Regions from separate parts of the Mus musculus genome. Here region 2 is linked to region 1. The links are chromatin loops, found by intact Hi-C in ENCODE. Cell type or tissue: heart. All regions are shown on one strand. Links, peaks and the distances in the headings refer to the core of each region. The heading gives the core; the rest is flanking DNA.

Region 1 (16,332 bases), core at 7,516-10,015:
GATCCCCGGATATAAAGAGCCTTTAATGGATCATTTGTGAAATCACTGGATTAGTACAACGTTTCTCTAATCATTAGTTTATTGACAATTTACAGGGAGTTTAGTAGATCAGTCAAAGAAGGACTATCAGCTCTGCCGGCCTTTCCTTTTTCTCCTTATCTGCTTGTTTTAACATTTCTTGTATTTTTTTTTTTAAGGAGAAATTTATGAACATGCACAGAGAAGGTTTCATCTGTTGGCTCTGCCTCAGCTAGTAAAAAATGAACTTGGGGACTAGTAAATAGAACTAAACCAAATGGTGCAAACATGCTCAGCTCCTTAAGCCCAGGACAGTAGCCCTTGTAGCTGCTGAGGCTATGGGATGTCTTCAGCTGACAGGAGGATATCTACAGAGAAGTAAAGAAGAGAGTTGGACCAGTTATCTCGAGATAATAGATATGTGTTTCAATGATGCAAAATTGCAGCTTTCATGGGTAAAACTAGGATAGGGTCAGAAAAGTAATATGATGTAAATAGATAGTAAGCACTGGATTAAGAGAAAATATGATTTGTGTAGTCCTTATCTTTAGAGACGAAATTGCATATTGTTTCACTCTAAGCCTTATGCTGTTTCTATAAACAAAGCCATAGTCTATCTACAGATGCATTATATTCCCATTTTGTAAAGGACCTTTTGTATTAGTAGAGCTCACATATCTTACTCTCTGGGGGAGTCTCTCTCTGCTTAACTGTGTGGTCTTGGCTTATTGGCTGGCCTTGAACTTGATATGTAAACCAGACTGAGGTGCAAGTCACAGAGTTTCTCTAGCCTCTGCCTCCCTCGTGCTGGGATTAAAAGCATATGCTACCAGGCCTAGTGAGAATCCATTTCTTTGTGAAGGGAAGGATTTGAAGCATGTCCAGTGAGACAAAGAGTTGGCCTTTGTGACAGCAAAGTGTAGTTGTGCAGTGGTCTGCTGGAAATGTTGCATCTCAGCATGGGTGAGACAGGTGGTACATCTACTCGAAGCTTCTTCAGTGATAAAGCAGGGGTGGCCTCCACAGTGAGAGAATGCCGGCCTTGAAATGGGAGCAAAGGGACTTGGGGACTAAAATAAAACTAAACCAAATGGTGGAAACATGCTCAGCCCCTTAATTTATCTGATTAGAGCCAGCAGGCGCCACCGTGGAGAACATTTGCTCCTGTCCGAGATGCCATTAAGGCAGCAACAGAGCTATTTCTAGGCTTGGCTCCAGACCGTAGGGGATGGGCTAACAGTGGGCTCAATTTCAGCCTGGAGCCACCGTGTAAGGGTGAAGACTGCAGTCACTGCAAAGTCTTCAAGCATCAAGTTTTCTCAGGAGCACATGCCTGCTTTGAAGAGATGTCCTAGCCCTGAGGGGACATTACTGCAAGCCCAATTCCAACAGTCCCAAATCCTACCTATATCCCTCTGCTTTATTCTGCAATACAGAAGCATGCTTGCCTAAACTTAAAAGGCTCTTAGAAATTGCTTAATGTATACAAAGCTGGAATAACATGTAATTATTATCCCTTTAAAACTTTCACACATTTCTGTACTGGGTACAAAAAGAGACAAAGCTTTTTGTTGCTACTTTAGATTGCCAATAAGAGAAACAAATTAGAAGGTTTATTCAAGGGGGCAGTATATATAATACCCAACAACTCTCCTCTGAGGTCAGAGGAGATTCCAAAATCTACACAGGTCTGAGCCCCAGTCCTTACTTGTTCTGCCTTCAGGAAACATGTTCTTGAACTGTAGGTGTTCTTCAGCTCATAAGGGGAGCTTAAACACAGTGTAGGTTGGAAATACTCCCAATAAAACAATTATTTCGACACTGAACAGAGCTAATGTCATCATTTGACAACACAGGATACCATAGAGAATCTGTCGTGTACTCTCCTGACTGAGCAGCTGGCCGCAGCTCCCAGCTTTTTTTTTTCCGGCATCTTGAGAGAGTGTGGTACAGTGAATGACTCACTAGCTCAAGGGAAGATCCAGACTCAAAATGGCAAGCATGGTTTCTTCTGAGTGGGATACCCATACCGACCAAAGTTAAATAAAATAATAAATAAAATAAAATAAAATAGTAGAGGAAAAAAAAAAGAAAGAAAAAAGAAAGAGTCTGGAATAAAGTTGTCAAAATTCAAGGGCCATTGATACCCAACTATTTGAGAACTGACATTTTGCTCATTACAATAAAGAGTGTGTGGAAGGTCTCTAAGAGTCCTACTGAGTGCTAATATCCTTTCTGTATAGATGGAGGGAACCCTTAAATGTGCCATAGAAAAAATTGTTATCCCAGAGAAGCATGCAAATTAGCATGGTCAAACTTAGTTGTGAGTAATGAGTATGGATTATGTTTTAGAGTCTGGAATGAGTTTTCTAGGGACTTCATCGTTGAAGAGTGTGCTCTGCACTTACAGTTGGGCAGGTCAGGTGAGCGTGAATCTGTACAGTCCAAGGTGCCCCTTAAAATATAATTGTAAACATAAAATCAGAGGCAACGAGGACATTCAGAAGCAACGATGTTTTGAATGAAACAGGAAATAACATGTGAGTGGTGGCTTAGAGGTTTAATTTAGAGCTTCCCTTAGGCAGTGTGTCGGAATGGCCGGCGCACGCACGCACACGCATGTGCACACACACACACATATACACACTTCCCTTCAAAACTTGGTTTCTCCTCAAGTAATCAGAATATTCTCTAGTTTCTAGCAATGTTCACCATTCAGTGGGTGTACAAAAGGGGACAGCTCTGAAGCTTACGCTCCATAAAGCTTGAATATAAATAGATCTGTCTATTAAGATCTGTCTATTAATTCTCTATTAAGTCTAGAGAATTAAGGTACACAGAGAATGGTTCCAAGGCCCAAGACAATTCTAAGAATGACAGTCACTAGATCACCCTCTGGGAGCAGTCCATGGACGGGAAGTTTTCCTATGAAGACAATTATTTTCTCTAGAAATTTTATTTTGAATGACATCAGACTCATCGAAGAGTTGCAAACAATATTTACCCAAAGTGTCTATACACTTCAGTCAGCTTTGCAGCCAGGTTGCTGTAATGTTAGCATCTGGCAATGTACCTCATTGAAGCTTTAGAGGTGAGCATTCTTATAACACTATTAATTAGGTTACAGTCTTTATTTCAGATTTACCAAGTTTGGGGCACATTTTCATCTCTAGTGTATTTATGTTTTAGGATCTGACTCAGACTCCCAACTGCATTACGTCCTGCTGCCCCTCAGTATCTTCCTGTTTGAGGCAGTCTTTGCATCTGCCTTTAACGCTAATGATTGGGGCGCATGCAGGGGTCTTTTGTAAAGAGTGAAATCACATGTTTATGGCTGCTATCCTTCTAAAGCGCTGCCCTACACGGTTATCCATTTCTTTCCTCCAGGCGGTTGCCTGGGTTACTCTAATGTGTTCTTATCAGTTTTTCTCCTCTGAGCATTTTGTTTTTTAAATTGCATAGCAACCCAGGAAGTTCCGTGCTTGTATATTTCCTGTCTGCCCCAGGATCGCAGCCCCCACCTAGAAGCCTGATAGCAGGTCTTTCTGATTAGTGTGTTTTCTTTGTTCTTAAAATCCTGGGTCTTGCATGGGTCATTTGCAGAAAGCGCTCACATACTGTGTGTGTGTGTGTGTGTGTGTGTGTGTGTGTGTGTGTGTGTGCGCGCGCGCGTGCGCGTGTGTTTTATCAGTCACTAGCAAAGGGCCCTTGTGACCTTTTCTAAAGCACAGTCACAAAAGCACCCTAATGGGGAAGTGCGCATAACTCTCAAAGGCTGGGTGTGCTGGCCTGCAGAAGCTCATCTGAGCAATACTAACAAGGCAACTGCTACATAATAGGTCACCCTGGACATTATCTCTCCGTTGCCTGCTACACGCAGCTGCAACATCTGTCAGCGCAGTCTCACAAGTCTGCCCGTCCTGCCATCCTGACTGCCATTTTCCTTGTCTTTATTTTTTCCAGGGTTTCCTTGGCACAGGGCATAGTTTCCTAACTGTCTTTCCGTATTCACCTCTCCTTTCGTATCCTATCTTTCACACGCACAAGCAATTCTTTCCTTTGGAAATAGAAGTTCATCATTCTCTCTTCTAAAGGAAGAGACTGGTTTCTGTGCGCATGCTCAGTTTTTCTATCAAGCCATCATTGGTCAATGGTTCCTGCTCCTTAGTGTCCGCGAACAGCTGGAGGATTCGCTAAAGTGGTTGTCTAGGTTCCACCCTGTGCTTCAGAGACAGTTGGTCTGGGTTGGGAGTCTGACAAAGAGCCCTTCTAGGAAGCCCCAAGAATGCTGAGTTTAGGGGCCGACAAAATTGTATCCAGACTGCTGAAGATGAAAAATACCGTTTCATAGTTAGGTCCTTGCACCTCTGGTATAGCTCGGTCCTTTTGTCTAAGATGCTCTACTTTATCATACCTTGGCACAACCTCTGCAAACACAAGCCTTCCAGTCCTTATCTCTCCACTTTTTAAAAAATAAAACTTTATAGATTACTTCCTGGCTCCCTTGGTCAGGGTCTCCCCTCTTCTTCTAGCCGCAGAAGGAATGTTGTAAGTCCAGCAGTGTCTGTGGTATATCGATTTTACTACTTGGTGCAGTAATTCGTGATTTACTAATCTGATCCTCTCAGCAGCTCATGCATTCCATGGCCTTAGTCAGCTTTTCTCCTCAGCACCTAGTCCTCCTGATATCCTGCACAGAGTAGCGTTTAATACCCAATGCTGAAACAAACACTATTTCCCAGAAGAAATATCAGCTCTTTACACTAAAGAAAGTGTTAAGGAGTTTCCAAGAACATGTCAAGATTTATTACTTGGGCGTTGTAGATGGAAAAAGGATATTTTAAAGACGAGACTGGCTTAAGAGATGTAGCAAGCCCAAAAACCTATAGATCTTACTTATTTAAACCAGGCAATTCAAACCACTATCCTCCATGAATCCGGAACAAGCTTAAACCCTCTAGCTGCGTCACAGGAAAGCCAGAAATTTAGCAGCTTTTTGGATCAGCTGACTGGTACCTCAGCCCTGTCCTCTGTGCGGCCATTAACTGACCAAGGGATGACTGGCCTAGCCAATTTCCCTGTCCACAGCCACTGTATCCACCCATAGCCTTCTCAGCTATAGTGTTAGCTGTAGAGCCAGCCTACTAAATCAGCCTTCGGTGGTAGCTATGGAATAAAAAAGTGCTAGTCTATGAGAGTGTATGGAAAATCACAAAATTTTGACTAAAATGAAAGAAACACTTCCTTCAATGATTACAAGCAAAAGTGTTATATTTTTAGTACCCAAGACTTAATCACTGACAGAAATCATCTGTACTTGTATATCAGACTCAAGGGATACTTTCTATTAAAATTTATTTCAAAGAATTGGAGAGATGGCTCAGAGATTAAAGTACTTGGCGCTCTTGTAGAGTACCCTAGTTTGTTTCCTAGCACCCACATGGCAGTATCAGGGCTTCTGATGCCCTCTTTTAGTCCCCATGGACATTATACACACATGATATATATACATGCACCCAGACAAGAATCCATAAAATAGAAATAAATCTTTAAAAGTGTTTCAAAATGACAGTAGTTATCAAATACACTATTACATTTTGGTATTAGATACACAAAAAGTAGCACATATCTGCTACATATCTCATATTTCAACAAAGGTAATTTCCTTTACATTTCTGCACATTAAAAATGTTATATGTTTACCTAAAACAAAAGTCATATGCACTTTTGTGTGCGTGTGTGCGCGTGCGTGTGTGTGTGTTTAAAATACTGCTCTGAGAAGGGTCCATGAACATTCAGTGGGACCCTACAGGGCTCTGAGGCACAAGGAAAGTTAAGAATCCCCGCTTAGAATATAAGGTTAGGACAGAATTTGGTTCAATTTACTTCTACATTTACTCTGTAACTTAAGTTTGAGAGGAGAGTTTTTCAGATGTAGAAAAAAATAAATCCAAGCTGAATACTATTTAAAGAACTCATGAAACAACAGGCTGGTTAATGAATTGTATCAGAACATTTGCTTCTCCTGTTCTGCGCAAACTGCAAATGAAATATTCTTTTGTTCTTTGGGCTACATGTTCCCAGCGTTGTAATGGTTAAGTTAATTTCTAATATGTCTCATCTCATTATAGATCTGTGCAACAGTCTCTTTCAATTTTAAATTGAGCTTCAGGGAAGATTAAATACTTAGGTATCCCAGTTTGTATAAAATTTCTAGATCCATACAAATTAAACTTCCCCTGTCTAAATGGCCCTAATCATTCTAATTTAACTAGATGGAGCTTATTTCCTTTTGACAGCGCTTGTCATGTTGAATCTTCGCTGTGCAGACGAATGGCATGCCAAATGGGTCATCAGTATTCCAGATGTTGCCTTGCCACTTTCCAGGGATGTTATTAATAAAAGCCAGTTCCTTCTTGTCCTTTCTTTCTTTCTTTCTTTTTTTTTTTTAAATCCTCGAGCATTACTGAGGATATAAATTTCCTATCTCCCCATTATGGTTTGGTAATAGTAATTTAATAGTACATCAAATGGGCCCCTCCATAGGAAGATGATCTTTGGGAAAGTACCTGTCCACTGTGAATGATCTCCCAGGGACTCCTGGATGATGTGTGGGATCCACATCCTGGTGAGACTGCATATAGAGAGGTTAAGAGGGCAGGAGGATCGGATCAGACCTTTGAGTTTTGGTGTGTGTGTGTGTGTGTGTGTGTGTGTGTGTGTGTGTGTGTGTGTGTGTTTGTTGGGGAAGTCTGAGTATCCAAAGGACCATTTGGCTTATTTCTACCTGAAAATAAAAATTAAACTTGGAAGAGCTGCTATAATAGCCAACCAGCTGGGAGGACCTCTTTTCTTCACACATAGCCGTTCTCCTTTGGCCTGATGATTTCTTTCCCTCCTTATCAGTTCTCAAAATGTGCTGGAGCTGGCAGAGAACAACACAGAAACTATCCATAAGGACCTCTGTGAGGGCTCTGTCTCTGTCGCCCACAACTGAAAGGAAGATGTGCTGAGAGAAAAGAGAATCCTGATGGGGATCAGTCATAAGACAGAAGGTCTGATTCCATGACATCTAACAGATGCAGGCCAGTTCTTTAAGGCTTACTGAAAAGAACATTTTACACACACACACACACACACACACACACACACACACACACACACACACACACACACACATAATTAAAAGCAGATGATTAAACATTCAGAACTAGAAAAAATCTATCACTACTATTATCACTATTATTCTTTTTGTATTAGACATGAAGATTTCATGAGTGTTTATAAAAAACAATTTGGGCTTGCTCTCTCTCTCTCTCTCTCAATCTCTCTATCTCTCCCCATGTAAATTTTCCCACAATTGAAAAAAATAGGTTTTGCTTTAATTTTTTGCTTTCTCCCTTTTAACTTAAGGTTGTGAAAAGAAATATGAAATTTCTATATCTAAAGGATAGTTTAATATCACCCTAGAAAAAAGAAACCTAAACAATTGGTAAAGTAATATTGTGGCCTCCAGAAAACTGTTTTAGAGGTTGGGCAGAGGGCTCAGTGTATAAAGTTTCATATTGTTATCAGGACAACCTGGGTGTAATACAGGCAATTTAAGATTATCCCTGACTAGCTTAAAGATAAACGAGACTCAGACTATGGTTATTTTATTTGGCTTTGACAATTACTGGGGATCACCCCTAATCTACTCTTCTAACTGCAAGCCTAGCTGCCTCCCCAGCAGTGTACCCCAGATACTTGCTATTTTCCCTGGTCATGTGCTCGTAGTCCATCTCCCATCATGGCGACTTCTTCACATCCTTCTTCTTCCTCCTTCTCCCCTTAGTCTCTGTTCTCCAACCACTCCAAATCCATCCACCTCTAATCCCTCCAGCAACTGGCTGAGGCCAATTTGCTCTAACCACTAGGTTTAAATCAAGGAGTAAGGTTTGCACAACGAAAGCTCGTGAACCCGAGAAGTCACTCGTAGGCCTGTAGAGAATTGAGCGTTAGCATATATAGCAATAGACCAAATCTCAACACCTGGGCTCGATTCCCCAAATTCCTGGAAAAAGCTGGGTGTGGTGGTACACATCTGTAATCCCAGCTCCGAGGGCATGGAGACAGAAGGACTGATCATCCTTGATCTCACTAAGAAGTGAACTCCAGGTTCAGTGAGAGACTCTGTCTCAAAGGATAATGAGGTAGAGAACAGAGGAAGACCCCCCACGGCAACCTTTTGTCTCTGCTGGTGTACTTGATGACGTGCACCCCCCCCCCCCGACTTGTAAATAGCCTCATCTAGCATTATAACCCGCACCTGAGCCCACATCCTCAGGCCTTCACTTTCTATGTCAGCCATGACTTGGACTCTGACTTAGAACTTGACATCTGGTTAAAACTACTTTGAACTTTTAAGTGGAAGATATTAGCGCCAGAATCGTGTTTGTTATAGTCGATCTTGAAGTGTTTCCAACATGCTTAATTGTGTGAATTTTCATGCCATGCCACTTCCTCAAAGGCCAACCCAAAAAAAGCTATTCTTGGTGCAACTAATATTTCTCCATTCTCTCCTGTTGCTTTTTCAAGTTCATTTAACAGACATTATTGAACTGAGTTCTACTGACATCTGCTGGACAAAACCTGGGTTTGTGACTTGGTGATTATTAGCTCAGGAACAAAGCTCTGTCAAGAGAAATAGAAAGTAGAGCCAAGCCAAGCATGAGACACTGCATTAGTCTATAATAAGTCCTAGAGCAGTTTCCAAGTCTGTTTTTCTACCTGGCAAAGCCTCAGTTCAGCTTAGTGGCTTAAGCCACATTTTTGTGCCTCCCTTGAGGCTTAGTGGCAGTTGAGACTGACTGGCTCCAAGTCACAGCAGGGTCTCCTCTCCTAAGGGACTGGTTCAGCTGGTGAGCAGATCCTCTGGGAAGTGCTATGTCCACACTGGTCTTCTTGACAGTTGAGCATAGTGCTGCCTGCATCATTTCAAGGACATCTTCATGGAGGAAATTGCAAAGATGCAGTATCTTCCATTTAGAACACCCCCCCCCCTCCCAGCGCACCCATGGACTTACCAGTATAGATGGGGAGTCTAAAATACAATAATGAAGTTAGCTTTTATATTAACTTTACTAACTTTTCATTATTCTTTAGGCTTTTTTTTTTTTTTTTAAATAGAGATTCCTGTCATAGTTTTGCTTTTATTTTTGCTTTTTTCTCCATCACAGTCTTTGTTCTGATGAAACACTCAATCCCAACTTCTGGCTGGCTGGGTCATCTGTGGAATCCCGATTAAAAAAGATAAATAGGGTCTAGAGAGCTTTATCAGTAGGTTAAGAGTGCTTTCTATGCAAGCATGAAGACCTGAGTTCAAGTCCCTAGCATCTACATAAAAACCAAGCACAGCTGTACAGGTCTCTGACCCCAGGATTGGGGATGGAGACAGGCAGATCTTGGGAGCTTGTTGGCCAGCCATCTTAGCCAAGCAAGGTAAGTTGCAGGTTTAGTGAAATGCCCTGTCTCAGGCAGAGAAGAAAACAGAAAGTAGTAGAGAAAAATGCACTATGCCTTCCTCTGGCTTCTACAGATGTGTGCCTGCACACATACATACAAGTTCACCCACCACAGACCCCACCAAAATCAGTAGTTCTATATTTTATGTAAGATCCCTCGACTTTTTAAAAGTTCCTGGATAAAAGAAATCACAACCAAATTGCTAAATGTGTTAAATTACTTTTTTTTCAGACACGGCAAGAATTGATATTGCAGTTTCAAAATGTTCTTTAAAATACATTATAAAATGTTAAATAAAACTAAAGTGACCTTTGCATGCAGTTGACTATATTTGAGATAATGTGATAGAGTTTATGATTTCTTAAAAGTCCTACAATAGAGCGAAGACAGAACCAAACCATGAAAAAGTTGGGTGCACATGCAATCCAAGGCAGCAGGGAAGAGGGAAGGCGTGTTTTCTCTCAATTTCTTCTCTGACCTACAAATTCAGAAGTGTGTTGATTTCTAGGCATTTTGAAATTTCTAGCTTCCCTTTTCCTCTCATTGTGGCTGGTAAGATCTCAAATTCTGAGGGTATTTGTTACCTACCTAGCATGTGGTCTATCCTGGAGACTTCCATGTGTATCAATTGTGGGATTAGGTAGTTCTTTTCCTAGTTCACAGTACAGTACTGTGTTAGCTCTCTCCTCCTTTTCATCATTATGAGGTTCCTCTGAGTACTACTCCTACTGCATCCAATGAGATCGACTCTGCTGTCTTGATGCTCTCTCCATCCTCAGAAGTGGGACACTGACACCTATCATTCTACTGCATCTGTTTCTCACCTCATCCTGCTACTGTTTGCTTCATATATTTGGTCATGCCAAGTTGATGCAAATGTATTTGTAATAGCTACAAATTCATGGGGGATTTGGTCCTTTTGTCATTAAATTATGTCTTTTCCTTGACACATTTTGACACAGTCAACGTTGTGTGATCTAGCAAACATGGAAACTTCGTAGAATTACCATTTACATACAAAGTATCTTCCTTCTCATTGTTTGGGGCCTTTAAATATAAAATGAATCTCATATAGACAATACATCATTGGATCTTGTTTTATTTTTATTTTTTAATTCCATTCAGTAATGTTATGTCTTTTGTTGCAATGTTAATCCATGCTAAACATCATTGTTGCATAGACTTCATCTTGCCTTTTTGCTAACTGAGGTCTGTTAGCTGCTTCTTTTCTCTTGGTGTCTCTTTTAATGCTTCATTTACTGATGTAGCAATGCCTTTTTTCTCATTTTCTTGTGTGTCTTCCATAGGAGTATATGCTTTTCAGTACATACCATGATTATCTAAAGCACCTTGTTGCCGTTTAACAATGGGTTAAGTCAGTAACAACTCAGTGTCAATTCACAGAAGTGTCCTGGACTTTTACTTTGCCCACACTTATTTTCAGAAACCACTCTCCTTTATATTATGTATCAGTGTCTTGTGTTTTATTTTTTTATACCAGAATCAGAACAACTCCTAGGTCATCTTTACCAAATTGTCCTGTTCTTGTCTCCTCATTTATTTATTTTAGTTTTCTGTGCTTAAGTCCTTCTATATTCTGTTGAATGCCCTTTTATTTCAACTTGAAATTTTTTCAAACTCACCTTTCTTTTGCTGCTTTCACAAGTTTCACTTATGATTTTGACGGTTTGGTCCTAACGTCCTAGTACAGACTGGATTGGGTTCACTTGGATGTTACGTTTCTTTTTCATATTTGGGGCATTTTAAGTCATTTTTCTTTTAACTGTTTTTTGTTCCCAGTTTTGTTCTGAAGCTCCCATAGTACATGTGTGACTCTCCTGAAAGTGTCACATACAACCTTACAGCTTTTCTCGTTCCTTTCCTCATCACGATCATTTTCTCTTGGACTGGATGGCTTCAAAAGATTTATAATTCAACTCAATGATTCTTCCACCTTTATTGAACTCTTTTTGCTGATTTTTTTTTTTTTGGTCATTTTAGCTGTGTTTTCACTCCCCAGATTCTCCTTTTATATTCTTTTTCTCTCCTTTATCTTTTCTGCCTCTCTGCTAGCATCCTCATTATCTTTTCTGCCTCTCTGCTAGCATCCTCATTTTTTTTCTACATTATAACATTTTCTTAATCTCAAAAATCAGGCAGATCCCACCTCTTGTTTCTTTGGGATTGCTCTGCAGATACATGGGGACACACTTTTTTTTTTTATGTAACTTATAAATCGGGTTAGGACTGAAGCATAAAAAGGAGTGGTCACTGGAAACTGGGGGACACATGCAAGAGGAGAGTGGGCTGAGGTCCAGGAAGGGCAATACAAAGTGGAGGACTCACTACTGGTTTGTCCAGCACAGTTACCAACGGTTATTTCAAAATGACTTGGAAGAATAAGAAATTATTAATATGTAAGGATGGTAGAAGAGACAGAAACGCCTGCTACTCTTATTACACATGACATACATATGTTGAATTATATATATATATATATATATATATATATATATGTATATATATATAGCATAGAGTTGTTTCTTACATTACAGAGCAAGAAGAAAGCAAGCATCTGCTCTCGTCCCAGTGTTTGCACTGGGCTTTCTACAAGGGAATATGCTCAATGCTAAGCCCAGCTAGAAGCAGGTGGGGGTTGGGGGGAGGGGAGCTATGAAACCATAATTTAGGGGACTTTAACTTCTCTGTGACTTTAATTTCTCAATTAGATATGCTTGCCAGATTCTGTTTCAGCAGTTTGTAATATCTTGGTCCCTCTGGTGTCTGTCTTCTGCATTCTAATTGGGCTTGTTTCTGCTTTTGCTGTTTTGAAACAAGATCTCATATAATGCTGCGTTGGCCTTGGATTTGCTACATACCTAGGGATGACCCTGACCTCCTGATGTTCCACCTTCTGAGTTTACAGGATTACAGGTGTGCAGCATCATGTCTAGATGCGCATCTTGCCCAGATACACACCACTACACCCAGATGTGCACCACCATGCCCAGATGTGTGGCATATGCTTAGGTTCTGCAATAGCAACCTGTTCTACTCACCCCTTTCCCGGAGTGGGTACTAGACATCTAGTATGCCAGTTTCTTGCCTGTACCAGCAGCAGATCAGCAGCTTCTCAGGAAGTCCTCCAGAGTCTTGAGTGCCACACATACAGCCTGTGTTTCTATTGAGTCCTGAGAGGAGTGTCTCTGTTTACCTAGTGCATGCCACCTTCTTAGAGTCTGGAATTCTCAGAAGCTCTTCTAGCTCCTGTACTTGTGACTCACAAAAGTAAACAGAAGGGATGGACTTGCGTTTTACCACCTTAAGATGTCATTACAGCAAACTCAGTTTTAACTGGGCAGGTGAGGATTAAAAACCAAACATGCTGAGCAATCACTATTGTAAGTAGTAGAAAATACACTGGTTGCAAAGTCATTCAAATGTGGATCAGTACTTACTGCTGACTGCCTGGGGAACATGGTCGTGTGGACAGGAATAAGGGGCATTCGTGACCATACTCATTTGTATCAGACTTTCAATTTAGGAGAAAATACCACTTCCATGTTTCTAATTAGGTTTGCAAGTCTCCTACATCAGCTTTGCTTTTAGGTTTGTACATGGCTCTGGAAGATGGCTTCTGAAACTCCCAAACCCACATCACTTTATGAAATTCTGACGCTGGAATCACATCAAATGTCAGAAGGCCAGCAGCAGCTCTATACTACATTTACTTATAACACCATGAAGAAGCCAGGCTTTGGGAAAGGAATATGATTGGTCTGTGTTCAATAGTATCACTAAGTATGGAGAATGTTGACTCCTTATGACCTGTGATGGAGGCACAAAGATGGCTACTTTCCTCCCATAAGCTCCTGAGTCTAGATGACTCAAATTAATCCTTTGCTCTGGGTATTTTCTTGTGATACTTCAACTTAAAAAAAAATCTTGACTTTTCCATCCATATTAAGTATTTTCACCAAGTTCTTTGCTTTCATCAGCTGAAAAACCACCAACACTGCTCATTGCAAGACTGCATCCCTACACGTTCTATTCTACAGAACCATGACAGAAATCAAACTCTATTCATTCCTGCTGTCTCCTACCCTTCACATGTGGTCAACTCTTGAAACCCACCAGCCCATTTCTGACTCATTTTTCTCTACCTGAGATTCATGATGGATTACATCACTCGTTTAGGAGCACCTGAATGAGATCCCTAAGCAACTCGCACTCACACAGGACTGGTCAAAGCCACGCCTTTAGGTTTTACCACCAGTGTCCTTGACTCTCACATGCCTCACTTCATGCTTCTTCCTTACTACAGGCTATGCCCAGTCCCATTTCACACTGAAATCACTCAAGGGAAGGGATTTACCTTTAATTTTTATTATTGACAGTTTCATGGGCACAATGTATATTGATCACATGTACCACTGCTTTCCTAACTCTTGGCTGACCCATCTCCCATCTTTCCTCCATCTATTGTACTAAAAAAAAAAGTTAGCCCACTGAGTCCAATTTGTGCTGCATCTATACGCATGGGTGTGGCATCCACTGGAGGGAGTCTGACTTATCTGACTCCTGCAGCAGCCATCTCTCTCCCTCTCCATGCTTCGATTTTGACTTGCTTGATCTTGGTGTGTATGTGGGAGGAGGGGGTCATGGGAAAAACCCAACTTATTAATGATGCTGATACCTGGGATTTCCTAGAAGCTGACCGTATGAGAGGATTTGGAAAAGTAAGTGGCTTCATGCCTTCCGATTTCCCTCCACCTTGCCCATTACCAGGGCTGTCCAAATGCACTAATGGCAAATGCTTTCTAGTCTGAGTTTTGTCTTCACCCTATAAAGGCATCAAATTTCAGCATTTTCATAAATATAAAAAAAATACAGAGCACAAGAGAGCCAGGCTTGTATTGGGCTTCATTAAACAAGGGAAAGAACAGTTGGTGCCAGTGTAAATATCAGAAGGCATTTTGTCATTGCTTGGCTAATTCCCTGTGTTCTTTAGACTGAGTTGCCAGAGCCAAGGGCCTGCTTTGTGCATGTAGAACTTACCTTGCACACACACAGACAAGTCAGGCACAAGCAAGAGATAAAGTCTGAGCACTGCTCACAGCAACCACTAGAATGGGCATGTCTACAGCATATAACCACTAGCACCAGCAGTGTAAAAAGTATCTGCATGGGTGCGTGTCAATTGCTAAACGCCAGTCCCTGAGAATCAGCCAGCATTAGCTATACGCTAACAGCAAGTCCCCATCAGCACTTTCAGATTGCAAATGCTTTCCTTTGGAGCCAGGTCTGCCAGAGAAATTAGGCAATTTTGACAGTGATTAATCAGAAGTTCCCCCTTGCCCTCTATAACCACTAAATGCCACACAAAGGCTGTCCCCAACACTTATTTGTAGAGTGACAGAACATTAGCTGCAGACTTAATGTCACCATGGTTGTAATTTGCATGTTGATAGAAAGTTAACATGTCGTATAGATCGGAAATGATGCTGGCTGACTAGGAGGAGTGGCCCTGCTAAGATCCATTTCTCTATCCTCATTAGCCCATGGTTTGGCTAACTGTGTTTGTGCTTTCTCTCATTACTAAGGAAATTGTAAAATATGTCCCCAAGGATGCATTACCAGACTCCTAGAAAACTGCTTATCAGTTTGCAGAACAGAACCGTGAAGCCAGCGTGCTCACCGGTGCTAAGAAAGTCGGCGTTCTGCTTTGGAAGAAGCCTCTGACCAAGGCTTTGGGAAAGAGAGCACGTGGATTCGAATGAGAACGAAACGGCAAATTTTCTTACAGTGTAAGTTTACCCAATGCTTGCAGTGATAAGAACAGGAGGCCTCTGGGGCACTGAATCCACACTCAGGGTTATGGTAGGAAGGAAAAATGACATAAATTACCACTTTCTAATGATTCGGGAGTATGAGAGGGACACAGGATTTTTTAAAAAAACATATTGACGAAGAAGTTATGGGTAAATGGAAAGAGCCAAATTACTTAAAGGTTGTTTGTTATTATTATTATTACTGCAGTGACAATTGCGTATTTTCATTCTGCTGGCGAGAAGTGAAGACAGTACAGGGTTGCTATGGAGTTACTGGAGAGTTTTGTCCCTCCATATCTGTCTGCCTGATATACAGACTTGACACATGCATACTGCCATTTCACTTAAAAGAGAGAAAAACACTCATCCCCTCCTTGCTGTTACAATTATTCGATCAACAGAGGAAAGGAAGGAAGGCCATGTAAATATATGTAGCTCCTGGTATCACTGGGGCACTTCTCATGCGCTGGCTTACCACGTCACAAGAGATTGATGCCATCTCCTGGGTGACTGGGCAGACTTCCTTCCCCATAATTATACCTTACTCAGTGACCTCACTTCTAAGCCCCTGTGAGAACTGTGAGCAGGGAGAATTCCTAGAACCAGGCTGTTGGTCAATGACCACATGGTAGACTCTGATAAACATGAGAGGTGATGCATTGCATGATTTGAAACCTTGAAGATTCTTCTAAATCTACCATTATCACAGATGAGAGCATTTTCCTTTTATAAATCTGTTATTGCATAAAGGAGTGGAACTAACAATGAAGGAATAGCTAGGAACAAATCTTAGTGAGTTTACACAGAAAAGGCCACTATTTATCATTAAGGAGAAATACTTTTCAAATTCAAACTGAAGCAAACAACAGTACCCGATACTCAGGCCTAATAACATTTTATTGAAGACCAGTGGGTTCAATCCCTCCCATAACATACACATATGAAACCAGCCTTTCCCAGTTTAGTGGCAATGAACCTT
Region 2 (13,629 bases), core at 8,405-10,904, 56 kb before region 1:
AAACTTCCCTCTTTCACAGAAGGAATCTAGCGCACTGGGTTATAGAAAGATTGCATTTGGGTGTTGAGTCAACGAGCACTTACCTAATGACTTTGTCACTGAGGGATGCTCCTAAGTGAGATGACAACCACATGAACATGAGGTTTACACTGCGTCCTCACACCATCATCCTTTCTCACCATCTTTCTGCATGATTACATTGCTCATGTCTTCAGAAAGACAGGCTGACCCATATAGAGGCATGCTTTTGAAATCTATCTTACTTAATCTCTTTCTTTCTTTCTTTCTTTCCTTTCTTTCTCTCTCTCTCTCTCTCTCTCTCTCTCTCTTTCTTTCTTTCTTTCTTTCTTTCTTTCTTTCTTTCTTCCTTCCTTCCTTCCTTTCTTTCTCTCTCTTTCTTTCTCTTTCTCTCCTTCTTTCTTCTCTTTTCTTTCTTTCTTCCTTTCTTTCTTTCTTTCTTTCCTTTCTTTCTTTCTTTCTTTCTTTCTTTCTTTCTTTCTTTCTTTCTTTCTTTCTTTCTCACTCTCTCTTTCCTTTCCTTTCCTTTCCTTCCTTCCTTCCTTCCTTCCTTCCTTCCTTCCTTCCTTTCTTTCTTTCTTTCTTTCGTTCTTTCTTTCTTTCTTTCTTTTTTTCTTTCTCTCTCTCTCTCTCTCTCCTTCCTTCCTTCCTTCCTTCCTTCCTTCCTTCCTTCCTTCCTTCCTTCCTTCCTCCCCCCTCCCTCCCTTCTCTCTCTCTCTCTCTCTTTCTTTCTTTCTTTCTTTCTTTCTTTCTTTCTTTCTTTCTTTCCTTCCTTCCTTCCTTCCTTCCTTCCTTCCTTCCTTCCTTCCTTCCTTCCTTCCTTCCTTCCTTCTTTCTTTCTTTCTTTCTTTCTTTCTTTCTTTCTTTCTTTCTTTCCTTCTTTCTTTCTTTCTTTCTTTCTTTCTCTCTCTCTTTCTTGAAGGAATAATCACCAGTACGTACTTAGTCATCATGAAAAGCAGAAGATCATTTGCTCACCCCCTCATTTTTTTCCCTAAATGTAAAGACAAACAGCCCAAATTTCTACTTGAAGAAACTTCCATTTTGTGTCTTGTCTTTTTTGTTTAGAGTCACATTTTCCAGTAGTTATTATACTTTGCCTTGAGCCATTGGGATTAAAAGCAATTTCCTCGTTCCGGCTCATGGCTGGGTTTCCATATGGAGTGAGTGACTTCTGTAATTCCCCTCAATGTGCCTCACTGACTCTTGCTCCAGGATTTACCTGGGGAGACACAATGCAGGGTTCCCTTTAAGGTTTTCAAGGTTTTATATATATAATTGATTGGAAATAGAAAATACTGTCAATTCTTAATTAAGATGGCTGAGTTCCTTTCAAATGGTCACTGAAGCAAAGCCAAAGTACATTGGATAAGGAGGTCAGAAGGTGTGTTTCAGAGCACTGTGACTTTCTTCTCACTGCTGTTCATCAAGGAATTGGTGTTCTCCAGAAGGACACTATTATGATTGTTCACTGCTGTAAACAAAATGTGTTTTATAGAAAATGTGTTGTATTTTAGCTATATGCAATGTCTTTGTCAAAATGAAGAATTGTCAGACCCAGGGGATCAGGAATTCTGCTGTGAGACTGTGCCCCCTAGAAATGACAGAGACTCTGCACCTATAACACCGCAACAACATGGCCTCCTAACAGAACCTGACCATGGACAGGATTAGACATGATAGCATGGATGCAGGAAATCTAAGAGGACCTCACTTCTAGACAAGGAACTACAGGCAACAAAGGAATGATGAGAGAAGGAGATCTCATCTTTCCCAGGAATGATTCCCCTACATGATTACTCAACATCAAGTGGTTAGCCATGATACCACACAAGCAACACTAGGCAGACTCAAAAGGTTGTGTTTACATATTTATATATTTATACACATAGGAAAAATAACAATAAAAGAAAAAGAGCCCATGAATTTGAGAGGGAATGAGGGGTAGGCATGGGAAGGGTTGGAAGGAAGGGACAAGGGAGGAGATTGAGGAAAGAAGGAGATGATGTTATTATATTTGAATTAAAATTAAACCAAGTTTTACAAATATTCTTTTGCCTTTGAAGGTATGAGCTCTGAAAAAGAACGTGTGCTCGTCTATGCCCTGTCTGCTTAGCCCTGGGCTCCGATTTGATGCTGGGGAGGATGCTCTCATCGTTACTTGCCCTCTTTTCTCCAGTGTAATGTTTTTATCACACTTCCAGCTTTTTTATTTTTAATGGAAACAAGCAGAGGTTTTCCATCGATGAGGAGAGAACCATCAGGAACAACTGAGCTCTATTGCATGGGAGTCCCTCCCCGAGTTCCACTGACCTTACAGAAACCTACCTTCATTGCTGGGGTTCCCAAGAACCTTCTTGACCTCTGCATTGGTGGGATTGGTGCCCAGAGCCCGGAGGACGTCTCCCACCTGACTTAAGGTGATCTTGCATTCACCTGTTCTGTCAAACAGGAGAAATGCCTCCTTGAAGTCTGCAAGAAACACAAGGTGTTCAGGCACTGGTGGGCACTGGCTTTTTAGTTCCAGAGACCTTCTAATTAACCCCAGGTCCTTCACAGATTCAGTTCAAACTCTTCTCTGTTTTACAGTTTTCAACAACCACTCAAGCTGTCTCCGTCTATCACACAGTCACTGGAAAACCCTTTTGATGTTTCTGTGGGGATTGTTTTAAAGCAGCACTTCTAGTTTTAAGTCAGACTATTATTAATGTGGAATTAGTTTTTAATTATGAACATTGGAGCTCCCAGTTATAATGGTTCATATTTCCTTTGCCTCTGTGGGCAGTAGGAGTCACTTGAAATATTCTGATGCCTTGAGAAAGATTAGGAGTCTCCAAATGGTCCTTCTATTAATTGGCAATGCTAATAAAATGTCAAGAAAGCAAATTTCCAGCTGGGGCTATTGTATGTGAGTTTAATCTAAACTTACTACATTTGGAGAAACATCTTCTTTTGGGGCTCAAGCTTTATAGGCTGTCTTCTCAAGTAGTTTACTTCAGAAATAGCTATTATTATTATTATTAAAGTTGGAAGTGTGAGATATGCCTGTAAGTTTTACAATGCCATTTAACCACCTCAGTATCTGATTCTAGGAGGCTCTTATTATAATTGATTCAGAGGGAAAATGATTTTTAGGTCAATTGTTCTGATATGTTTATATAACTCTGATTTATCCCCAGAGTAATCCATATGACCTAAACATGTTTATAATTTAAAAACATATTTTAAAATTAACATTTAATGAAGATGATTATAGATTGCCATGCAGTTGTAAGAAAATAATGCAGACATTACATTTTCTCCTCTGTCTAGTTTTCTCCCGTGTAGCACTCTGCAGAGTCCCAGCATGTTACTCAACTTGGGATATTTACAGACAGACTGTGCTGTTTTACTCATTTCCACAAATATGTGTGTTTCTTATGTGTGTATCCAGAAGTGCCCTTTCTCATTATGATTTATCTGCTGGGTACTTTATGTCCTTTAATTTCATTTTGATCACACTACTTCACCTTCACACAATTATCACTCTAATAATTCAGAAATATGTAGCAAACAGACTGGAATGAGGGCTACAAATGCATATGCGAACCAATAAAGGCATTTTAATGGAAATATCTAAACTTAACTAAATGAAAAATTCTAGAAAACCTGGGAGTCAAGGTGGTGATTTACTGGAGTTAACACTAACAACAATGTAACCATTGGTGAATAAAGTCTCAGAACTGGAACCATTCTTTGTAGGCTAGGGGTACTCTCCAACAAAATGTGCTGTCAGAAAAGATAACTCTGTTTTTAATCTAAGATCAGACTGGGCATGGATACACAATTAGCTTTAGGTCATGTTATCATTCTTTATTAGATCCTGGACAATCTCACCATAATCTGCCCCAATCTGGAAAAAAAAATGCTTGTGCCTTGTGGTTTCATGAGTCACACGCTATTTTTCGTCTTTCCAAAGGTCACGTGGAACTGAAGTCCTCCTGCTTCTGGCTTCAGACGCCAGGCATGGTGCTCCGAGGACTTGCAGTTGCCTAGCTCAGATGCTGGTGTAGGGATGGGATTTTTATGGCTGTAATGGAATCCCTCTGACATTATCTTTTGATAACTTAAAGGCAGAGGCTGGAGAAGTAATTTTTTTAATCCCAGACTTTTAGCCCAAGGCTTAGCTACTCTCTTCAAGGTTCCAGAACACAAACTGGTAAACTCCTTCCCTGGCTGGCTATATAAACCACATTTGATTAGGTTCTCACCACACCCTGTTGTTTATGTACTGTTTGTGGTCTTTGCTGAACCTCAAGTACAAAGTGGAGTTGTCTCCACAGACAACAGTGCAAGCAAAACTTAACAGTTTTTTCCTATTTAACCTTTAAGAATGCATCATGTGATCTTTTGCCCAGAACCACAGTGTTTCTGAAGTATCTGGTGATGAAATTATTCTCCACATACCCTCTATTGGTGGTTTTGAACACAAGTATTAGTGGTGAGCTTTAAGATTCAGACTTTAGCATTTATAATTTAAAAATTAATTAATGTTTAAGTAGGCACATGTAGCTGGTGGTCATGCTAACAGACAGCACAAGACCTAAACCTTCAAATTGTTGTAATTATCTTTGCCTTTCCCTCCCTTTCCTTCAATACAGATAGAACGGTATGAACAATGTTCTTCATCCACTAAGCAAGGAAACAAATTCAAGTAGTCTTGATTTATTCTGAAAGCATAGAATTTCCACTTAGTTTGATTAGTTTACATTTGTTTTTCTGACACAAAGCAAAAACAAAACCAGGCCAATATACCAATGTTTATTCAATTCGGGGGCTTAAACCTGTTTTCAGTATTGGGTGATGGATCTCACACTCCACACTCTAAGTACATTTGTCTCACCAAGAGTTTTTGAATTGTTCATTGTTTGAATTGTTTGAGTTTTTGAATTGTTCATTGTTTGCAGTCATAGTGGCATTATAAATTAGAATGGGAGAGGACTGGGAGGCAGGGCTGATGATGTAGCTACATCATTCATTAAGAGTATTTTTAAACAAATTAGAATCATCATTTCCTTAAGACAAATTCTTCATAGCATACCTTTACATGATCTTGAATTGTAAGTCATCCAATCACCTAAATTATTGGTTCTCAACCTGTAGGTTGAATGACCCTTTCCCAGGGGTCATGTATCAGATATCCTGCATATCAGATATTTACATTGAGATTCACAACAGTAACAAAATTACAGTTATGAAATAGCAACAGGAATAATTTTATGGTTGGGGTCAGCACACAAAGACCCAATGAAAGGGCTGCAGCCTTAGCAAGGCTGAAAACTATTGATCTAAACTGTCTCCATGAGGCCATCAACCATGCTATTGGGATCAGTAAGCTTGTACTGCAGCAAACAATCTTTTGTCCTAAACTGGAACCCAGATAACATCATACTTAACATGATCCTGAAGGAGACTGATCAATGTGGAAAACTTTAGGTAGAGAACTGTTAGTAATAACTCATAATTATCAGTTATAATACAGTATACATTATTATGACCAAATCACCTGACTTATATAACATCACATAATGAAACTGTTTCTATCTCTCCTTTCTATAAACAGATTTTGCTTAGTTCATCCACATCGTGTGATGACTTCACCCTAAAAGATTTCTCCTTAAACTCCCCAATCCAATAATTGAGCTTGCTCGGGATATTTGGCCCTGTTGATTCTAAATACATACAGGAGAAAAAATTTAAAAATTGAGACTCACTGATAGTACCTGTTCCTGAAAAAACTTTCTAGTTGGTTTGAATTCATATGAGTAATGACACTATTACTAGTCCTTTGATCATTGAGGAAGAAAGCCCTTTCACCTCCCCAGCCATCTGTCCTGTATCTCTTAGAGAAATGCTGGACCAGGCCCTTTTGACACCTATGAATTCACTTCTATCCTACAATCCCATTTCCACAGAAACTGGGCGGATTTGACAATTAAGGCAGCTTTTATCATCCGCTTCATTTTTCAAATTGCACACTTCAGACTTATCGAATCTCCCTCTAGGGTTTTAATTAGCAAATTAGTTTTCTAAAACCTAGATCCTTTTGTGACTATATCATATACGCCGATCTTTCCTATTGTACCGAGTTCATCTTATTTGGAAATCAGTGGCTATAAGGACTTATTAAAGCTCTAATTTTAATTTCCTTAAAGCTTTGATTACTGACTCTAACCAAGGGCTTCAGTTATGCAGGTTTATATTTAGAGTGATTGAAAGCAATTTATATTTAGGGTAGCAGCACCAGTGTGGATAATTAGACAGCACTTAGCTCATCCCAAGGGACTTGGTTTTCTCACTTGTCACCTCTGAGTCCGCACATATGAATGGCTACAGCTTTTAAACTTACCCTCCTGTTGCTCCTTAGAGAACTCGATCTGTTGGAAAGAAATTAATCATAAAGAATATTTTAACCAGAAACAAGTGTCCTGATTTATGAGCACGTCCAGCTCATTCCTCGAGTTCTCTTCAGAATAAGCTCCAGGAGTCAGCCCACTTATTCTGAGTTCAGGCATGGCATAGGCACGAACAGTCTGAGTCACAAAGGAACATGCTGTGGAGTTAGGGAAATCTCAAAGACAGACAGAGCTCTTCCTAGGGTAGAGCTGCTCAGTCACTTACCGGCAATCTGGTCAGCACTGAAGGACTGTGGTGGCAAGAGAGAGAGAGAAAGAGAGGACTTTCAAATGCATTGACAGAAAGAGTGCTCTTTGCTCTGAGGCCTTTAGGGAACCAGGTAGGTACAATGGCACAGGAAGAGTGTGTGAGGGAAATTTTGAACCTAGGAGCATAAAATCTATTGCGAAAGATAACTTGGAAATCCTTTCTCTATATCTTAACCATGTAAAATATTAAAAAATTCTAAACAGAAAGAACACTTCCTAGAAAATGCCATAGCTGTCTATATTTAGCATATGTCAGATAAGGTATACATTTAAAACTGCAAATAAAATTACATATAAAAACCACCCTTTAAAAGTCTTTCTGTCTAATTAACGTATTTTATACTAGTATATGACACTGAAGAATCAGAGGCAGTTTGCTTAACTTTAGCTACTGGTTATCACTGAATTCTATTTTAAAGCAACACTATAGTTGCACTTTTATCCCCCTTCTAAATTTAGATGAATCTTGCATGATATAACAAAAGCTGGTGAAGCACAAACGCCTGCTCTGAGAAAAAAGACGAATTTTTCCATCTGGTGCAACAGTTCCAAGTAATTTCTTCTATCTAGCTCATAGAAACCAATAGTAGGTTCCAAAAACCTTGTGTTAAATAGGTTCTGTCCTCCATCCTATTCCTTGTCTGCCTGGCTGCTCCTGTTGCCTAACTGTCTCTTCCTATAAATGACATATCGTCGTTGTCTTGTAGGACCCACCATGATGGAGTTCTAGGCTGCGAAACAGCAGTGGAGCTGGAGGATAAACTGAAGGCAGCTCCAATCCCTGAGTGGAGTCTTAACCTCTCTCTGGCTTCCTTTTATTTCTGGGCAAACTGACCTCATATCTAGCATCAGATTTCACAGGGCAGTTGCCACTCCTCCTGGAGGAGTTCTTTAGCTTTCTTAGGGCAAAGGGAAAGAGAGACATGTACCCTGGGGCTATTTTTAGGAAACCAGCATCTAGACGTGAACAGCCCTGGTGAGACTGAAGCCTGTCAGTACTTTTATGGTCTTTATCTCTGAGATGTTCCCTGCAACTGTCCTCCTTAAGACATTTCTTTGCTCGTGGAAAACTTGGGGTCATCTAGGGCTCGGGCTTCTGATATATAATTATGGACCTTGCAAGTGTCTAGTCAGCAAGACTGGGTATTAATGGAACTTCATGGATGCGACTGGGTTGAAGTTTGAAATAGTAACTGTTATAGAAAGAACACTCTCCAATTCTTGGCCCCTTATGGTAAAGTTCTGAGGTCTTGAAAAGGCATTGAGTGCTCTGGGTATTTCTTAGGATACACCCACATGGCAACCTGATCAGGTTCCCAAATCGCCATTAAAGAATAGTCTTTATAATCAGTATTAGCAGGGGTATAATCTAAGCTTAAAAAAAGTGAGAATGGTTTGGCGCCTCCCTTTCTATCTCCCCCCTTCGTCTCCTAGCATTTGTTTGAGGACAACCTTCCTCTCCCATTTTCTTTACAGAGACTGACTATTTGTATATTTTTATTTCTGAAATTCTTAGCAAGCAAGGAAACTGACACATCCATTTTGTATCTTGTTGTTGTTGCTAAGTTCTTACTAAAACCAAGCTTCCCTGTCCAACACTTTATGGCTCAGTCTACAGACCAAGAATAAAATAACCTAAAGTAAGGCTCATGGCGTGCAAAATAGTACTTCGACATTTTAAAGGTGTTTAAGGGAATTGCCGGCGATGGGCTTTTATAGCAGCTTATCTGAAAACAGGAAAAGCTGCCATGGCTTTGGGGGAAAGATCAGTTTTAGAGTGTTCACTGGAGTTCATACATGGGGGTTATCATTCTCGACACACTTGCCCTAGCTCAAAGGAATAAAGAAGATGTGAGGTGAATTGTGACTTCTGCATGTGTCCTTAGGGAAGTTACTCATAAAAAGCAGGAAGTGTGTCTTGCTCAGTATTTTCAACTTATGCTCTTACCGTTCTAGAGAAATGAACAGCTAAGTATGCACCACCTCTTCAAAATACATAATTACGTGGACATATGAAAACATCACAATACTAGCCGCTATTTTGTGTGATTATTAGGTGCTAATCACAATATTAAAAGTATATATCATTTTGACTCAAAGTTTAAAATTGTGAAAAATATCTCCTAGGACCTTGATTCTCTAAATGACAAATAATAATTTTTTTAAAGGTAGTAGCACCTATGTAAATGTGTCTTCATGTTTTTAACATGATTGGAAATATGATATTTTGAAAGGTTATTGGGGAATGTTAACAGAAAGATTAGAAATGCTTTGAGTCATTACAGTGAAATTTTGTAATTGGTATTTGTGCCATTAGATTTGATGAAATTGTATCTATGTATTTGTAGCCCTAAATCTGAATTGCCTAATCATTATTGAGAGCTAGCATATATCTTTAGTGAAGCTGGTAACTGTAAATACTCCATTGAGTTGCCTCATTGTACATAATGATAATCTTCATATTGCATCTTTTTTTTTCAGATGGAAAGATGTGGTGGCCTTGTATACATAGGAAACATGATAAATTTGTATAAAAACTTGTGAAAAAACTACAAAGTCAGCACCAAACTCCAATTTATTTGTGAATAAGCTATTTTTAACCACTTAGATATCACATTAAGGTTTGTTGTTACTATTAAAATAGGAGCCATAAAGTGCTAAGAAACTGTTAAACTACTTCATCCTAGTATTTCTCTAAATCTTTAACATATCAACAATAAAAGCTTAGCTTTTTCTTTACCTACTGAAAATCAAAATATAAGTGTAAACATACCAGTTGACACAAGAAATAGTAAACTATAGCTAATCCAGAGAGGAAATTAAACTTTAAATGTTAGATCTATGTTATGTGCTCAAAAATAAATGAGAGAAAACAACTCACCTCCCATCCACTGTTAGAATGGCAAACCCCTGTCTTGCTTCTCCTCCTTGTTAAATAGGAATATCGTCAGCTCTTTGAGCAAACGTGTGATCTGATTACACAGCCATTTGGTTAGGGCCTTGGTTAGAGATCATCATTTGGTGTGTCTCAAATCTTTTCTGCCTGGCATGCAACCACTCTTCTCTCCTCTTGTCACATTAGACATTCTTCTCAGCCTTTATCAGAAACCCTCTTATCCAAAGAATTCTTTCTTCCCTGTGCTGGACCTGGCTCTTTTTCCCACTGCAAGCCAGTCAGCCTAACTGCTCGTCCTGCTGGGAAGCCCAGGCCAATGCTGAAAGCCCAGAGTTTGCTTCTGATCTGGTTCTGGATGTGTTCTAACACTGCATCTCTCCCTAGAGCACGTCTTTGCATTGTACTTGGGTTTGTGTCTGTCACAGCTCTATTGAACTGTTCACTCAATTAAAGCCACTAGACTCTTAATACTCTATGCTGTGCATTTGGGGTGGTCTGGCTGTAGACCCAAGTTCCTCTTTCAAACATAAGTTCTCCTCTAGAGTATACTATTCCATGAGAACAGAAACTTTATCTGTTCTTTTATGAGGTTTACATTCCAGAAAAAATATGCATGTTCTTTATCAGTACAGCATCTTCAGCACCTAGAACTGCCCAGCACATAGGAGGCATGCGCACTTAAAATTCTTTAATATTTATACCCCTAGCATTTCACTTTAGATTTTAGGCAAATGCTTATAGTCCAGAATTCTAATTTGTCAATCTTCAGTTTCTTTCTAAAGACATCTTTATTATCTTAGCCTATGTCTTTGTCTTCCCTGGTTGGTAAAAGGCCACATTTCACATTTGTTATAGCTCATCCATTCACATTTGGAGCTGAGTTTAGGTACGTAGCAGTCTCAAAGACCCCTGTTACTAAGTAGAATTCTTACTGCAGGGATAGACTTCTCTGCTTTGAGAATTGTCTTTCTCCTAGTGACTGTGAAGTTTGGTTCACTGACTGAAGATAAATTTTCTGGCTCCTAGATTGAATTACTTTATAGGACAAAGTATTACAATGCACTTAAAGAAAATAGAGAACTAATTTATGTTAAATTTTAGTATCTTAGAAGAAGCGGTGTCATTAAAGAGCATGTGGGAAGTGGATGGTGTTGAATACTAAGGGGAATGTCCTAGGGAGGAGCCTGCACCACAATGATCAAAGCTCTCTTCATTTCAGGGGGATGCACATATGCCAGTGACTGAAGCTAAGAAAAGAAGCTGCTGTCACCAGAGCCAGTTTCCAGCCAAGAGAACACTGTTGGGTATTCTCTGCCTTCTTGCCTGGCAGAGAGATCAGAGCTAAACACATATCAACCTTTATGGAAATAATTAAACTAATTTATCTTATAGGGTTTTTAGCATCTACCATAAAAGGCCATTAGAAATAATATTTGAAACCACTAGAATGGTGTGCTTCATAATACGTCTCTTAAGGTCGATGGAAAGAACCTTTGAGCTCATCAAAGAAGTATTTAGGATGCTTATTAAAATATTATAGATTATTATAAAATATTATAAAAATGAGGGAAACTAGAGCAATGAGGACATGTTATAAGAGCTATTAGATGGTTGGATACATTGGTCTGAAATGAGACTGGCTTGATACAGCTATGTTCAGCAGGCATGGACTGGTCATCTGAATTCTGTCACCTAAGCACAAAACTGTGCAATTAAAAATAGCTCAGTTCAGATCTGTAGGAAGTACTAGAGACCTAAGTGAATTTTGATACGAGTTTCAAAATGTGATCCAAGTCTGCTCCTTTCCAGTTTTCTCTCTCCCATGTCTTCCTAGTTAATAATTGAGAAAAAATTTTACAATTTCTTAAGCTGGACATTTTCTTTGTACATTTATTTATTTACATGTAATTTCTTAAAAATTAAAATGCATTTCCTCCACTTTTTAATTTTTATAATGTAAATACTTAAAATATTGTAGCTAAGAAATTATGATTTTTCTGGAATACAAATTATTCTTGGGACAGCCATGATAAATGAATACTAATTATTCTTCTAGAGACTGATGGCATACATGAACCTTAGAATGGAAATCTTACTTTAGCTATCAGGACAAACCATGTGTCTTTTAGTTTAAATAACTTCTCTAGATTATTTTTCCTCAATATATAATAATACTTATATGATTTTTTTGGTTGCTTTTGGATTTAATATGGTTTGAATGTTCCATCCTTTAGGTAGTAGGACCTACCACAACTTACTCTATGGGAAAGGACAGGCTATCTGAAAGCTCAATTGATATGTCGTACTCATTGCAATAAAGATAGTTTTATCAAAATGTAATTTCACAGCAGCATGTTCAAGTCGACTGGATTTTTATGAGCTGGAGATAATACACTGTTGGGCGCGCACAGTAGCTAAGAAACAGCTCACTCCCAAGGACAGAAGGAAAAATGTTCCAAGAGAAACCTTTCCTCCCTAGCTTCAAGTCACTATTATTAGTTTCTGACTAGAACAAATGGACTTATCACCCACATGATTTAAAATTTAACTAGCATATTCTGAAGCCACTGATACTTTTATACAGCGGGTTTTGTTGTCGGGATTCTGGTTGGGCGAGAAAACAGAAGTGGTAGCATTGATGAAGGAGTAAAGTAGGTGACATCCTATCTTCATACAAAAGGCCGCTCAGTTGGAAGAGAAGAATGTGCAGTCTCAGCAGACTAAATATAACCCTTCCCACAATTCCCACCCGTCAGGTGGTGCTTAAGGCTGGGCAATTATGGAATGACTTCTACAGACAACTTGCCAGGGGTTTCATTTGCAGAACTGAAAGGTCAAGGGCTAAATCCAGCCCTGTCACTTTATGGTCTCCTCGTCTGGCACAGATTTAATTATCTTTAGATGAAAAGCAGTTTTCACATTTTAGTCGGTAAAGGCGTGTCTTTCTTTGCAAACTGTGTGATACTTTGCAAAGACCCTGTTCAGTTATATACACTTCAAAATGTCGCTATGGGGAGAGTTCCAGCCTTTACCCCTCAACGTTTCTCCATTCCATTTCAGCTGCTGTGTTCTCCCACAGTATAGACAATGTAACAGACAAAAGACATTACTGATGCTGACCCATAGGGAAATACGTTTTTATTTCTTCCCTAAGATCAATTGTGTTCACTTTCTTTCTTTTCTTTTCTCTTCTTTTCCTTTCTTTTCTTTTTTTTTTAAATTATAGATTGACAGTACATATTTGTCTCATGCTTTTCCCCCAAAGGATATTAATGTTAATATTTAACCACATTATATATGTGACATTTCATTTCTGCTTATTACTTCAAAGAATGCTAGTCAAATTAAATAGGGGTCTCTTCTCAGAAGATTAGCTAGATGTTGGCAGATTTAAAGATTAGATTTGGTTTGTCGGAGTGTTTAATAGGACAAAACCACAATTGACTTGAGATTCAACATTCCATTACACGTGGACGTATTTTTCTATCCATTTCGGTTTATAACTTTTTACAGGAAGTTGGGACAAAGTGAATAAGACTTCTTTGAAGTGCTTACAGTTTCATCCTCTGGCTATAAAATACAAGGAGTCACTCCCCAACAGCAGGTGTTAGGGAGGGTAAGGGAAAGTGTGAAAAACAAGACCGCTCAGAACAGCTGAGGTCAAAGTCTCAGAACAGCTCTGCAGTGGCTCTCTTCTTCCCTCTCCTGGCCGTCACCAGACTGTGCCGTGTAATAAAAACAAAAGAATCAGACAAAAAAACAGCTCAGTCCTGCATGGAAAACACATCCTTGTACCTCTGGTTTCTAAAAAATAGACTGCAGCTTATTTTTTTAGAAACCAGAGGTAGCTGAATGCTTACCACGACTGACTATAGATTTACCCTGCTGGTTAAGTCTTACCTTCGCCATGTAACTGGTTCTTTGATGATGGACCTCGTGTGGGTTCCATTTCCTCCTTGGATCAACCAACTTACTCGTTAAATGGAACATTTAAGTCTTTTCCAAGTCTGC

What was found. Peaks named below come from ENCODE experiments on the same cell type or tissue, not always from the same donor. Only the 100,000 strongest peaks of a DNase experiment are listed, where the experiment ranks them.
Region 2: a loop joins it to region 1, with 2.6 times the contacts of the local background. A loop is called at or near these places in 6 of 42 quality-filtered maps.

The regions. Positions count from the first base shown.
Region 1 is chr1:66,984,285-67,000,616 of GRCm38, forward strand. It overlaps Lancl1 (LanC (bacterial lantibiotic synthetase component C)-like 1), which reads right to left. Exons shown (of 9, transcript NM_001190985.1): 9 at 16,233-16,332. Among named protein-coding and RNA genes, the nearest start is that of Lancl1, 46 kb to the right of the region's middle. In heart, for the core only: a CTCF peak has its summit at 8,645 (motif pointing left); no DNase peak of the experiment used is centred there.
Region 2 is chr1:66,927,840-66,941,468 of GRCm38, forward strand. Myl1 (myosin, light polypeptide 1) reads right to left here and starts at 7,527. Exons shown (of 7, transcript NM_001113387.1): 1 at 7,437-7,527; 2 at 6,679-6,703; 3 at 2,347-2,490. The coding sequence starts at 7,439. In heart, for the core only: no CTCF peak of the experiment used is centred there; no DNase peak of the experiment used is centred there; H3K4me3 peaks cover 1,260 bases; H3K27ac peaks cover 1,884 bases.